Linked DNA regions of Homo sapiens: region 1 is linked to region 2. A link is a contact called in ENCODE Hi-C or POLR2A ChIA-PET data. All regions are on one chromosome and are shown on one strand. Each heading gives the region's core, a stretch centred on a gene start or an enhancer-like site at or near the end of the contact. The rest is flanking DNA. Distances are from core to core; before and after follow the strand shown.

Region 1 (3,077 bases), core at 348-2,847, 1.7 Mb after region 2:
TCCCAAAGTGCTGGGATTACAGGCCTGAGCCAGCACACCCAGTCTAAATATACTTTTAATACCCAGTAAACATTTTTAAGAGAGGCTGCGTCCCTGTTTCACAGAAGAGGAAACTAAGAAACAAGTAACTGAGGAAAGATCACTTGAGTTGATCCATTTTTCTATTGCTGCCTACCAAGAGAAGCAAACTGTATCTCAACATATCATCTCCTCCTCAAGTAGGACAGCTGGTCCTGAAATTTACACTAAGTTTACATGAACTACAAACATCTAGACGCTACTGACATTTAGTGGGTAGAGATCAAGGATGCTGCCAAACATACTGCAATGCACAGGACACCTCCCCTCCCCCATAACAAAGAATTATCCCATTCAAAATGTCAATAGTGCTGAGGTTGACAAACCCTCAGTCTAAATGAAGCAAAGTAATTGCAATTTTAAGTTAAATCATTTTTCGTAATTTAGATTCTAAAAGTACTTCAAAAAAGAACAGCATTTCAACAGAGTAATTGTTGCAAATAATCCAATAATTGAAGTTTAAAGAACGCATCATTAAATGATAATCACTTTAGGCTAATTACACACTTTATTCAACTAGAGGCCCACTATATTCCTACTACACACAATATAACAAATCCAAAAGCCCTCAAGCCAGGGCATGCTTAAATTAGATATAAGGAGAAGAGGATCACGTGAGACCTCATTTCCAATTCGAGGGCCTTTAAAATTTTAAACGAGATGAAAGTTTTGAAACTGAGAAATGACAACATTTGACTTTTGTTGCAAAAAGCTAGCTATGTTGACACAGACTGCAGGAGAGAGCTCAGTTGAGAGCCGACTGCAACAGCCGGCAGATGACTGAAGCTCGAACCAGGGTAGTAAAGGGGAAGATGGTGAGAACTGGTAAGATTCTGGACATATTTCGAAGGTGAAGACGGCAGGATTTTCCTCTGGGCTGGTCGTAGGTGTGAATAAACGAAAGATGTCAAGGTTGAACAGTAAACATTAATAGCAAACACCCAACCAAGCACCCTAGCCCCTCCGCCTTTTTTCTTTTCTTTTTTTTTACGAGGACGTTGGATCGGCCAGCAAGTGAGAAAAAAGGGCCCTAAATATTAACAGCAACCACCCACCCAGGCACCCTAGCCCCTCCGCTTTTTTTTTTTTCTGTTTTTTTTTTTTTTTTTACGAGGACGTTGGATCTGCCAGCAAGTGAGAAAAAAGGACCCTCACCTTCACGTCGTGTTTCAGCTCCGGCGCCAGGCTGAGCACGAGGAGGTAGTGGGCATAGGCAGTGCCGAAGTCCTGGACGCCCAGACAGTGCTCTGCGCTCTGCAAGGACCGCGACACCAGCTCGTCCCGGCCGGCTGCCCCAGCGCCACCCCCGGCGTCTCGGCGGGACCTGGGCCGCGAGTTCGACATGGCAGTCACCACTTGTATGGCCAAAGGGAAGATATTTTGTAAACGTAATTAGAAAACTCTCTCGATGCTACACTTCCAGGGACCAGACAACTGCTCAAAAAACAGCACAGCAAAGTTACCCTCCGCCGCGGGTGAACTCGCCAACCCCAGCCCAGGCGGAAGCTCCGCCCCGTCCTGGCCCCGCGGGCGGCGCAGACCGTGACGCATACCCCACTATTGCGCACCTGGCCAGCGGCGCACGCTACGCGAACGTCAGCGCGCCCGACGTGGGCACGTCACTGCTGCCCATTCCCGCAGGAGCGACCACTGTGCGTGAGCATAGGAGAACGTCTGTGGCAGGACCTGTCCGGTCTTGCGCCCTTTTTTTTTCCCGGCTGAAAGCAGAGCTTTCTCTCCCTCTTGCACTCCGGGAGTGTGTGGCTTTCGACTGCAAGACCCTGTTGTACAGACCCAGGCAGCGCGAAGCGCCACCCGCTCATGAGGGACGGTCAAGCATTTGTGATGATGCTTAAGACATTTTGGATCGTGATGCACAAAATTTCAAGACCTGAAAGAACCTGGAGATAACAAAAGCATCTCAGACGTGGTAGAGGAAATGCTTTCACAGGCATTTCAAATCATTCTCACAAAACCTGGCTAGGTGGACCTTTGGATCACACTCGTCTTAATGATGGCAAACGTGGTATCTTGAGAAGTGACTTGCTGGAGGTCACACAACCAGCTAGTGGCATAGGCATGGTTCAAATCCAAGTTCTCTGACCACCTATCTGTTCAGTTATAAGATGAGCTTAGGGGTTATTTCACTGTTCGTGTCTTATCACTGTATAGTGTTTACATTAATACAAAGTTTTTCCACATTCAAGTGTGGCCTCTAAGATACAGATTCGAAACTCAAAGGGAGGGGAGCATAGTTATTACGGCTGAAAAGTTATTTTTGTCCCCATTTTCAAATTCATTAATGGATAATATCTTAAATCGAGCATTTTGCATATCACACTAATACATTTTGAGGGCTCCTCTAATTCTCAAAAACACGTCATGCATTTTTGCCTTCTCTTCTGATCCAATTATCTGAACTACCCTTTTTTCTGAGCACTCGCCTGTGTAAATCCTAATCCGTTTTTCAGGTTCCAGCTCACTACATTGTGAGCTATTCTTAATCACTTTTGTGACCTTTGCACCTAGCGGATTATGATGCAAAGTAAGGACTTTGATTTTTTCTTCTTTCTTTTCTTTCTTTTCTTTTTTTTCTTTTTTTTTTTTTTTTTTTTTTTTTTTTTTTTGAGACAGAGCCTCACTCTGTCGCCAGGCTGGAGTGCAGTGGTGCGATCTCGGCTCACTGCAACCTCTACCTCCCAAGTTCAAGCGATTCTCCTGCCTCAGCCTTCCGAGTAGCTGGGATTACAGGCATGCACCACCACGCCCGGGTAATTTTGTCTTTTTAGTAGAGACAGGGTTTCTCCATGTTGGTCAGGCTGGTCTCAAGCTCCTGACCTCAGGTGATCCGCCCGCCTCAGCCCCCCAAAGTGCTGGGATTACAGGCATGAGCCACTGCACCAGGCCAATTATTTGCATTTTTTCGTGGTTTATCTATAACTTCAAGATTTTCTGTACATAGAATAGGTCATTTGAAAAAATGGAATGACACAAATAAC
Region 2 (3,124 bases), core at 34-2,533:
CCGGCCTCGCCCCCCGCCCGGCCGCCCCGCGCCCCGGCGCGCCCCCTCGCCTCGGCGCCGCGGGAGCAGCCGCCCGGCGGCGCGTGTGTACCCGTGTGTTTGTGTGCGGTGCCCCTACACCCTCCCCAGCCGCTCCCGCCTCGCCCGCCCCCGACTCCCCTCCTCCGCCGCCGCCTCCTCCACCTCCGCCTCCTCCTGCTCCAGCCGCCGCCGCCGCTGCCGCCGGCGGCTCGGGGGCCGACCAACCCCGGCGCAACCTTTAGCCAGGGACGGACCTCTCCCTGGATCCTGTACCCGGCGGCTGCTGCGCGCCCTCTCCCCGACACCCCCAAACGCCATGTCACGGCCCCCAGCCCTCCGCGCGCCCCGACCCCCGCACCCTCAGGCGCCGGAATCCACAAGGAATTTTTTTTTTTTTAAGATTCCAACCTCTCCCACCTCCCCCCACCAAACCCCCGATAAAACCCCCGGCATCCACACTACTCCCCTCCTCCCTTCTCTTGCCCCCTCCCCCCAGCAACCCAGAGTGAGGAGGGGGAAGGGGAGGGAAAGGGAAAAAAAAGCCCGATCTCAAGGAAAAAAAGGGGGGGGGTGAGAGAAAGAAAGAAAAAGAGAGAGAGAATAGAAAGGGCACGGGGCTGATCATCACCAACATGGCTGCCTCAGCATAGACCTAAACGAGGAGTAACCCGGGCTGTGTCTTTGTCAGTTTCACCTCTGTAACCCTAAACTAATGCAGAAAACAACGGAGGAGGCTGCGGAGGGGAAAGAGGAGAGGGAGGGCGAGAAAATGGCACGAGAGGAGGTGGAGAAGGGATGACTTACGTGAGGGAAGGCGCTTGGGCTGCTCCTGCTTCCTCCTGGGCATTTTCCCCCTTTTCTCACATTCTCCTCCTTGGTTAATGTGAGATCAAATAAACCCCCGTGGGGGCAGAGAGGCAGACACTGGCAGGAGCGGGGAGGTAGTTGGGGGGCGGGCGGGCGGGCAGGGGGAAACCCCTTCTCCGGTGTGTGCAATGGGTTGAAGCTTGTTTCCTGGAGCCAGAAGAGGGGTTTTCTTCTTTTCTTTCCTTTCTTTTTTCCTTTTTTTTTTTTTTTTAAATTTTTGGTCGTGCACCTGGCTTGTCCCCGAGCGTAATATTCTTCAATGGAAACGGATCTAATAGGTGTGAGTGTGTGTGTGTCCTATGCTCGCGTGTGTGATGGGAGGTATAAATAAATGAGTGCCGGTGCGGCGGTGTCTATGGCCGCGCTCTGTGTCTCCGAGCCCCTAACACTAATGTCGGGATCAAAGGGCAGCGGCGGCGGCAGCACAGCTCACAGCTCGCTCTCTTGCTCTCTCTCTCTCTCTTTCTCGCTCTCTCTCCTCTCGCGCTCTCTCTCTCGCTCTCTCTCTGTCACACACACACACACACAAGAGGCACAGACTGAGGGAAAGAGCGAGAGCTACACACACACACACGCACGCACACACACACACAGAGCAAAGAGGAAAGTGCCCCAAGGCTCCCAGGGCGGACTCAGCCTCGGATTTACAACCGCTCTGTCTGGAAAGAATGGGGGGCGCGCGTGCGGGGGTGGGATGGAGTTCTTCAAATTTATCCCGCTAGTCACCAAATCTAGGGGGAAAAAGTTTTTCTCACTCTTTAAACAACGATTAGTTCATTATTTTACTGACTTTTAAAAAGGAAATAAATTTCTCTCTTCACTTTCTTTTGTTTATTAAGCTACATTTTGTTCTGTATGAAATTCTGCAGGCTTTTGTCCCTACCCCATCACCTTAAATCTGGAGGTTATCGTCTCCCACACACTCTTCAAAAACATTCCAAAAAAACTAATTTAAAAAAAATGAAGACAACATATGGTGAAATCAATAACTTGGTTGACAGTTGACAGAATAAGTGCCCAGTTTTGGAGTGTCCACTGGAGTTAAAACTGAAAAATGCTCCTAAATGAACATTACAGCTACTTGACAAAGAGAGGAAAATAAGATTAGGTCACCCCTGATGGTTGCTTTAACTGCTACGTGATACTCCTAGAGTGCACACAGCAATCTTTACTTCGGAAATTCACTTTTTCCCCTGCTATATACTGCAGGTATATGAAGTTTACCCTGAAGCAATTCCAGTGTGCATTATGAGCCCAATATAGCAGTTTTCATTAACTGATACATACTTTCATTACCTTACAAATCACACATCTTTCTTCAAAGAGAGACATAAAGGAGAAAAATAGAAAAGGACGGGTCTCACTAGAGCACAAAAGGTACTTGGTGAAAGAGGACTGTTCTCTTTGTGACTTGCAGTCATTTGGATAAAAGTTCACTCAGAGGTTGTTAATGATTTAAACTCCAAAACCTGCTACTATAATTGAAATAAAAATGGTCTGAAGAAGAGTTGTTTCATAAAACTCTCTTTGTAAGAGGAAACTTTGAACTTAGCAGAATACATTATATGTCATGAGTCATGTAGCTAGAAAATAAAAAGGTGCATTATTTAACTACATCTTCCCTTTTTAGCTTTTTTAAAACTCTGACTCATCATCTTATTATGTTAAATATTTTCCTACCAATTTTTAAATAGACCTTTTCATCAAAGAAAGTGGAGGCACAGTAAAGACATAGAACATTAAAATGACACTCTATAAGCCTACATGGATAACTCATGCCTCTTTGAGGTTGAGTTAATTCTTACAACTTCAGTGGTGTTAAAGAGAGCCATGGGGGTTAAATTCTGACTTGCCTTATTAAAAATAATAATAAGGCTTTATATTGCACACTTTTATAAGTGAAGCTTAAAGAGTGCTGTATCTCCCAAAAGATGTCTTTCACTGATAGAGAAATCTCACGTTCAACCCCTCCCTGCCAACTCCCCCCAAAAGATCTAGCTTCCCAGTAACAAGTAATGCTATTGAAAGCGAGGTTTGAAACACCTGCATGAATTCAATCTAAAACCAAAACAGAGAGCAGTCAAGTTTAAAATGGAGCACCCTGTAATCCCAGCACTTTGGGAGGCGGAAGTGGGCAGATCACGAGGTCAAGAGATCGAGACCATCCTGGCCAACATGGTGAAATCCCGTCTCTACTAAAAATACAAAAATTAGCTGGATGTAGTGGCACACTCCT

What was found. Hi-C counts contacts between places; a loop is a spot of excess contacts on that map. ChIA-PET counts read pairs that join two places held with the same protein, here RNA polymerase II (POLR2A). Pooled maps may share reads with other maps.
Region 1: a map of CD8-positive, alpha-beta T cell shows a loop between it and region 2 (9-fold over the local background). The contact joins the promoter of PRMT9 here to the promoter of ZNF827 in region 2. A Hi-C loop is called at or near these places in 3 of 168 maps with a recorded cell type or tissue (CD8-positive, alpha-beta T cell, naive thymus-derived CD4-positive, alpha-beta T cell and sigmoid colon) and 9 of 50 pooled maps. POLR2A ChIA-PET finds 5 or more read pairs at or near these places in 1 of 52 experiments (CD8-positive, alpha-beta memory T cell).

What each region holds. Positions count from the first base shown.
Region 1 is chr4:147,682,566-147,685,642 of GRCh38, forward strand. PRMT9 (protein arginine methyltransferase 9) reads right to left here and starts at 1,598. Exons shown (of 12, transcript NM_138364.4): 1 at 1,234-1,598. The coding sequence starts at 1,422.
Region 2 is chr4:145,937,540-145,940,663 of GRCh38, forward strand. It overlaps ZNF827 (zinc finger protein 827), which reads right to left and starts at 1,284. Exons shown (of 15, transcript NM_001306215.2): 1 at 826-1,284. The coding sequence starts at 868. RefSeq lists silencers at 1-36, 157-226 and an enhancer at 601-660.